2 separate regions of the Homo sapiens genome follow, and region 2 is linked to region 1. The links are chromatin loops, found by intact Hi-C in ENCODE. Cell type or tissue: sigmoid colon. All regions are shown on one strand.

What was found. Hi-C counts contacts between places; a loop is a spot of excess contacts. Peaks named below come from ENCODE experiments on the same cell type or tissue, not always from the same donor. Only the 100,000 strongest peaks of a DNase experiment are listed, where the experiment ranks them.
Region 2: a loop joins it to region 1, with 7 times the contacts of the local background. A loop is called at or near these places in 1 of 110 quality-filtered maps.

The regions. Positions count from the first base shown.
Region 1 is chr9:95,770,626-95,774,625 of GRCh38, forward strand. The region is part of intron 2 of LOC105376161 (a long non-coding RNA gene); the gene reads left to right. Among named protein-coding and RNA genes, the nearest start is that of ERCC6L2, 100 kb to the right of the region's middle. RefSeq lists enhancers at 1,878-2,047, 1,969-2,926. In sigmoid colon, no CTCF peak of the experiment used is centred here; DNase peaks (open chromatin) are centred at 1,156, 1,482 and 1,926; H3K4me3 peaks cover 1,619 bases; H3K27ac peaks cover 1,901 bases.
Region 2 is chr9:95,515,205-95,519,204 of GRCh38, forward strand. It overlaps a transcript of PTCH1 not described here. Among named protein-coding and RNA genes, the nearest start is that of PTCH1, 7.9 kb to the left of the region's middle. In sigmoid colon, no CTCF peak of the experiment used is centred here; DNase peaks (open chromatin) are centred at 843, 1,334, 1,647 and 2,117; H3K4me3 peaks cover 2,328 bases; H3K27ac peaks cover 2,072 bases; H3K27me3 peaks cover 642 bases.

The sequences.
Region 1 (4,000 bases):
CAGCAAATAGCCCTTTTTACTCCAGATAAACATGAAACATTGGATCTTCCTGACTGAAACACCAAATCGTATATTTCTTACCCTGCACTCAGCCACTCCAGTGACAGCTACAGAGCAGGCCTGGATCCGAACAGACTGAGGTATGCGACACAGGACAGCAAAGTGGGAAGTCTGCAGTAGTGGCGCTCAGGCCTGGGCAACTGGCGTGGTGTGTGGTCCAGGGAGCTCTCCAATTACACAGCCCTCCTCTCCCCCAGATTCTGACAAGTCCCCAGGGGGCAAATGCTTTGTAAAGCTTCCCGGGGATTCCCTGGAGACCCCCACTCTAGGCTGAGAATCAAAGCTCTGAATTGCCCTTCCTGTTGATAAGCCTCATACCCTAGCGCTCCAGGCACTGGTCAGATGAGGCATGGAACTTAATCTACAAATACCTTATCTTCAAAAGGAAAATATTTTCATGATTGCCTAAGTAGTAACATGGTCATTACAGAAGATTGTAAGATACCAAAAGCTATACTATAAAGAAGAAAAAAATTTACCCACACCTTGCTAGTCTCAGCGTCATCACCACCTGGGCGCTTGTTAGGAGTGCCCCCGCTGCAGACCTCGGAATCCGAATCTGTGTTTTTCCCAGACCCCCAGAGGGTTGTGTGCCTGTTCAAGTTTGAGAAGCCCCGAGCTAATAATTCCACAACTGCAATTTAGTGTCTTTCTTGGTAGCATCTTATACTTCTATTAAAGTTGGGATTAATATTGAATAATCAGTGTTGCAATTGGAATCATTAAAAATGTGATATTAACTTTATTTTAGTATTATTCAAATACTCAGTTTGGTGTGCTGCTTCTCTCCCTGAATTGTATACAGTGTTCGCCATGACATCGTTTGCTTCTGAGACTTTCTTAAAACCCAGCTTCTCCCTTCATTCTCAGCTGGAGAATAAACCAGCAGGCGGCACACAACGGGTTAATGTCTACCAATTGCGTTAATACCCATCTAAAGGCCCGGCGGCCTCCCCAGCAAAACCGAGATTTTGCAATGTTTGCCATGCGTTTGCTTCATGTTGAGAGATGGGCTGAATGGAGGTTTCTTTGTGTTTGCGCGTATTTGTGTGTGTGAGTGTGTGTGTGTTCCCCGCAGTCTCCGTGGGTGGCCTCCTGCGGGTGAATGCGCAGTGTTCCCACTGTTGCTTATCCTGCAGGCTTTCCAAACCTCCCTCCTGCCGACAGACAGCCAGGGGAAACACATCTCTCCAAAGAGAAACCCAAAGAAGCTGCAGAAGAGATTTCTTAGTCTGTTCCTATTCAGGGAAGGTGAGGGAGCCCTCATTCTTAAAGGTCTCTTTTAAAAGCCCTGTTTCTTTTTGCACACATAGTTTTGGAAGGTGCCCAAAAGACTGTCCAGAGTGTCCCAGCCTTCTCCGACAGTGCCGGGAAACAAGAGGTGGCTGCTGCCGTTTGCAAGTATGGATGAAGGCCTGAGTGGTCCCGGGCATTCAGGGCCAGGAAGGCAGGAGGGGAGGGGCTGGGAGGAGGGGGCGCTTTGCAGGGCCCGTGTACCTGGGCTGGACACTAGGCCACAGGAGGGGCAGGAGACAGTGGAATTATTGTCTGCCATTCACCAGAGTCTATCATCTCACTTGGTTTCCCCCTACAAGAAGAACTCTCTCTCTCTCTCTACACACACACACACACACACACACACACACACACCATGCCCCCCGCCACCACCACCACGCACACAGACGCAGGTTCCTGGAACTGTTTCCCCCAGTTCTCTGCCTCAGACATCTTCACCCCATGTCCTGCCCTGATCTGGTGTTCTGGGCATGGCTCCTTTTATTGCTTTTTAAAAGGAGTCTGTGGTTTTATGAGGGCTGTTTGGCCGGCAGAGGTTGGGCTAGGCCGGGTTTTCGATGCCTGTGGCCCTGTCAGCCCAGGGAAGAGGCCGCTGAAGCTGAGCAGCTGCTCCTGAAAACAGCCCGGGACAGCTCTTCCCAGCCTCCGCCCGCTGCACTGAGCACTCCACTCTCTCTGCCCTCCGGCTGCTAGCTCCGATGGCAGCCCCCGGCCTCTCAGTAATCCTCAGCAACTCAAGCTTTCGCTGGAGTCCTCGGCAGGTGGGCGGCTGTAAAATCTTTTTGTTTGCTGCTTTGTCATCCTCTTCCCATCCCCGACCGGCAGTACCCATGGTCCAGGAAATAAACACCCAGTACAAAAACTCCCTGTTCGTATCTGGTAAATTTTCAACTAAAAAGTTCAGCGTTCAGGTGAGTGGGCTCGAGATCCAGCCGGTTTGAAGAGAGAGGAATAAAGGACAGGGTGTTGGGCGTGGGACTGGCACCCGCTGAAACCCTCATCCTGTGGGTGCCCGGTGTGGGTCCCCGCTGGCGTCACAACGTGCAGCCCACCTGCTCTGCCAGCTTCCGCGACCTTGATCTCAGCCAATCCTGTTTTGGGCCCCATCACAGTCTTTCTGTCTGTGGAGCTGGGCAAGCAGGAGGTTTCTCAGGGCCCAAGATGGTTTTTCAGATGTGAATATTGGCCAACTCCCGAAGTTGCTAGAAAAATGTAGGCAGCTTGGCCACCGAAGTAAAAGCCATCGATGGCATTTTTCCCAGCCTCAGCTGAATTCAAACCACTAAACTCTTGTGGTTTATTTTTTTTACAGCTTTCTTAGCTAACAGGACTGGATGCCTTTAAAAAACTTTTCAAAATAATATTTTGGAACCTAGCATTATTTGGTTTTCCCTCTGTAAAGGCTAATCTATCATAATTTCCCCATAGCTTGCTTTGCGGAAGAGGGTGGGTGAGGGACAAAGGAAAGGTAACATGCTAACCAAGACAAGCGTAGTGTGAAGGAAGGGCGGGCCCTGTTCGGCCTCTGCCCAGCAGAGTCACAAGCTTTGTGGGCCTCAGTGTCCTCCTCTGGAGAACAGGAAGAATAATACGACAGCCCAACTACCTTACAAGACAGTTCTGTGATTAGGCTGATGTTCGTCAGAACATTTAGTCACCGTAAAATGCTACACAATGTGAATTATTGTGCTTTAACAAATAATTTGAAAGCAGTATAAAGTGCTTCTAGACTTGCAGATATCAAGAAAGCTGGATATCTGGGTTATTCATTCTCGGTTGGCAAAAGGTGGTCCCTGCATGATCAGCCCTACGGGCCCCACATATTCTTTTAAGGGCTCAGGCTTTTGGAAGGCTTCTCAGTGCAGCAAGCATGAATAGTAAGGGCTACGCTGCGCTCTTTACTTACTTGTTTTTGCCTTAAACCATCACAGTTACCACAAGGGTTAAGGATGCAGGTAGCATTGCAGACAGACTGACAGAGCTTTGTGTTCTGGCTTGGCCAATTAGCTTAGCTTCTCTGAGCCCAGTTTCCTCATCTGTAAAACAGGTATAACAACAACAACAACAACAACAATAATAGTAATCAGCTGATACAATTCTTGTGAGATTAAAAGACAACATTCACAAATTGCTTACCAGTATGATATCTTGCACATTGATTAAATGAATGTAAGATAATGATGTTGATAATTATTTTAAGGAATTTGAGGGAGAAAATTCCCACCTACGAGTTCCTGTGCACCTAGTGGTGGGACTTTCTCTTGGTCATGCATTCATTTGACAAGCATTTACTGAATACCTTCTGTGAGCTCTTAGGAGATCAGAATATGCCATCCTCAAATACGAAGGATTGTTCAGCTGAAGACGATTAAGAAGCAGATGCAGGAACCCTTTAGACTTCCCTCTATTTGCCTAAAAGCAGGACATAGATTTACAGAGACAAAGAGTATTCCTGCCCAGGAGAGCAAAGGTTAACCAATGAAGACTGCTTTAGACTCTCATCAGCCTGGAGGTGATACAGAGGACTCTACTTCACCAGCTGTCTAGCCAGCCTTTGTCCGCCATGGATTTGCCTTCCCACAAGTTGCCTGCAGAGACTTACAGTCCTTTTCCTTTGTCCCTTCTCTAAAAATGTGCTATTCTT
Region 2 (4,000 bases), 260 kb before region 1:
TAAAAACCTAAAAGAAATGCACACACACAGAATGCTGAAAAAGGACTATTGTGGTAGTTCAAGACCTCAGTGATCCAATTATCAAATATTTAGAGCCACCCATTGTGGCTCTTTATTATTTATGTCTAGTTCTTTTGTATTTCTCCTCCCCAGGGAGGAAGAAAGGATAAAAAGGGAGGAAGACGGTCTTCTCTCCCAGGTGCAGGAAAACAGGTCTGTGGGTGTCTTCCACAGCCGCCCACCCATATGGTTCTTCTTAGGTGATGGAAACAGATCAGTTTCCCTGAGAGTGTGCTCATCCACACGCTAGCATCATTTTAAACATGAACGTACTAAATACGTGGAGACACAGCGCATGTCACCCAGAGGCACAGTTTCTGGGGGTCTTGGGGTTCAGCGCTGGGCCCGGGCCTGTAAAGTGAGAATCGGTCCGGCCCGCCCCCGGGCTCCCCTGAGGCCGCACTCTGCACTCTAAGCACTGGGCTGGTCGCCCATCTCTGTAAGGGTGGCAGCCACCCAAGCGCCTGAATCGGTGGGCATAAGAGTCACACACACCACCTCTCTTACCCACCGCCCCTTCCAGAACTCCAAAAGCCTCTCTGGCCCTTTTCCCGCAGCATGGGAGGGGAGGTGGGTAAGGTGCGTCTCTTCTAGCCCGGGTGTCCCGCACCCCTAGGCGTGCGTGCGGGCTCGAGAGCGGGTCTGCGGGGCGCGAGCGTGCCCTTCCCTGCGGCTGCGGCTGCTCCCGCGAGCTGGCGGCAGCGGCTTCCGCGCGCGCGCTCTGAGCCCCCTCCCCTCGGCGCTGTCACTCTCCGCACCAGCCCTTCCATCACCAGCTCTGCCTCCGCTGGCGAGTCAGTAGCCACCACCAGGCTGATGAGCGGAAGCCAAGGTGGCGACCCTTTCAGGCGTGAAAATGGGAGCTCCGGCGACCCCCTCCGTGAGAATTCCCCCCGGAGCCGTTCCTCAGCCGGGGCCCGCCGCGGCCAGCCCCCTCCCCGCCACGCGGGGCTGGCCTCGGGGGCGGGGGCCCGGGCGTGCGAGCGAGCGTGGAGGCGCGGGACCCGCGCTCCCGCGCCCAGGCGGCGCAGCCCACCCGGCTCCACGGCCCCGGCGCGCGGCCCGCCCCTCCTGCCCGGCGCTCGGGGCTCGCTCCTCCGTCCGCCGCGCGGGGCGTCCCGCGTCCCCGTGTCCCCGCGCCGCCCGAGGAGCACGGCGCGCGAGGCGAGGTGGCGTCGGCGGCCGCCGCGCTGGCTGCACTCACCATAGCCGGCCGTCAACCCCTGCTCGGAGCGCGGGTGCCGATGGCGCGGACGCTGGGCTTGGATTTCACATCAATTCCTTTTTTTTCCCTGGCCCCCCTTTCCTCGTCCTCCGCTCCTCCGTCTTCTCCCAGTCTTCCCTCGTCTCCCCCTTGCCTTGTCGCTGCGGGTCTCTTTGTCTCCCCTGTCGTCTTTTTCTTCTCCTCCGTTTTCTTCTTCTTCTTCTCCTCCTCCTCCGTCTTTACAAAAGGAACGGAAAGTGTAAAAACCCCGGCGCGCTGGGCCGCCGGAGGCTTTCGGCGGAGTGCAGCGCGGACTCACAATTACAAGCCTGTTTCTATTAAGCAGTTCCATGGCCCTCGGCGTGGGTGGTCTGCCGCGCCATAGGCAGGACCTGTCAGGGTCACGTGACGGATCCGAAAACTTTACCCCTTTACAATAAACTCAAGGAAAGCAAAGTAAACTCGAGGAACGTGCTATCAGCACAGCCCTCCTGGGTAAACAGGCGCTCCCCTCCCCGCCTTCCTGGGAGGCGCCCTGCCCGGCGAGCTCCCGCGAGCCTAGCCACCCTCTCCCCGCCCCCCGCGGCCGTGTTTGCGGGGGGCCGCCGGGCTGGGGGTCTCCGCGCGCTCCCGCGGCTTCTCCACCTTGTGCTCGGCTCCCCCGCCCCCGCACACATTATTTGCTAACATTTGGCCATCTTGTCCCAACGCCGGTCGGGGGAGGTGTGGGGAAGCAAGGAAGCTCCTTTTAGCATCCTCAGCGGTCCGGGAAGTGGGGGGTTCCCAGAGGACTGCAGAAGAACACCACCTTTCATGCTTGCATTCTCAAAGCCTTTCCTTCTCGCATTCCCACGGAAGCGCGGAAAAGCTGGGAGCCTTCTAGATGACAGGCCTACGGGCCGCCAGAGGGGCGGGGAGCAGGAAAACCGGACAGATCACAGCGCCTTCCCGGGGAAATTTCAGCACGAGATGTGTGCGGATTCGTGTCGGTCCCTCGGAAGCCGTTTCTTCTGAAAGAGACCAAGGTGGCGTCCCTTGGAAACCAAGATTTGTACCTGGTCCGAAGAATCACGGATTGACATTTGCTCCCTTTCTCTTCTGATTCCTGTGGTTTCTGGGGTATGCCACCCAAATGCTCCCACCTACTGTGCCGTCCTGTGCCAGGCGGCCTTGGGTGACTGGCCTAAACCTAGGAGCTGGTGGGTCGCGCGGATAACCCTGCTCTCGCTCAAGACTGAAGCGTTCTATTCGGGAGCGCCCCCGCTACAATGTCTGACATTTTATCTGCTCAACCCCGCCGCTGGTAGACGGTGTTTCACACACTGCGACTTTAAATGGGCCACATTATGAATAAAGATGAATTACAGATACAAGGGCAGGGTAGAGGGAGTGAGAACATTTACTGCAGCTCTGAAGAGCTGACTAGCTGGTCTTGAAATAAAGCCAGACTCTTCTCACTTCATTCTGGGCTGACAGTGTGATTAGGTGTGTGTGTGTGTTGGGGGCGGGGGGGGCGGGGCGGGGGTAGAAGAGGTGCCCCATGTGTTATTAAATAATAATAATCATCCTAGGAGTTTTGGGATCTCCCTCCCACAAAGATGACGTAGCCATTCTTGAGCAGAGTCATTTGAGTTTCCAGAATGTATGTGTTTGAGACACGTTAAGTAATTAAGCATTAGAAGGGGGGCAGCCCTGTGAATTTGGCTGGTCCAGAAGGTCATTTTCATACCAGTGACTTCAGTCAAAAATGGACTCAAATGCATATTGGCTGACCATGGATTCTAAAAGTCACAATAGTTGTAACAACAACAACAAAAAACCCAACATTTCCCTTCGAAACACTTCCCCCTGTCTTTTGGTGTCATATCAAAGGGCCCTGTTTATCTATAAATGTGAGTGGGGTTATGAACAGGAAGGTATACATAATCTCCAAATAGAGGGGTCTAGAATATGAGGGAGAAAGGGGGATAAGAAAAAAGAGAAACAGCCGACAAAGGGCATTTAAATGGCCCACAATATACAGTTGCTAGGAAAATTACAGCAGAACTTGAGGAGTTTGCTTTTTCTAGTTAAAATGAAGACCCTCATGGAAGCACACTTGGCTACATGCTCCTGCTGAGTTGTGGCCAAGGCTGATACTCAAGAGTGGACACTAGTTTTGTGTGGCCTAGGACTTAGGCAGCTTTCAGAGTGAACGGGGAGTGGGGAGCTTCTTTAGCAACTCAAAACTGCAAACACAAAATTAAGTACAGGGCCTTGAAGTGGCCTGGGCAGGGAGGAGCCCTAAAGCTACCTGGGCTTCTAGGAAATCGCCTTTCTTGAGTGTGCAGACAGGAGGACGACAGAACTACCCAGTCTTTGTGGTCCTGGTGGTCTACGCTGTCCCTTAGTTAGGACTGAATGTGTTCATATGAGTCTTATCTTAGTCCAAGGCTTTACAATTGGGAGCAAAGACAAGTTTGTTTTGTACAAGAGTGTAAGTACTTAGAGTTGGGCAGGAGTGGCATAATGAGGCAGGGAGTAGAAAATCTGGTGTTAAAACGTACAAGTATAGGAAGGAGGGAAGCCCCTGGAAATGTTCTCTCTTGTAGAATGTAAAAAGTTCCTCTTCAAAGTTTCCCCTTCCCTTCTTGTTAAAGAATAAATCATAAGTGTTAAAAATAATAGTTTCTTTTAAAAACTAACTTCCTTCAAGCCTCCTTGCTTTGTGCTAATAACTCTTTGTTAAGCCCTATC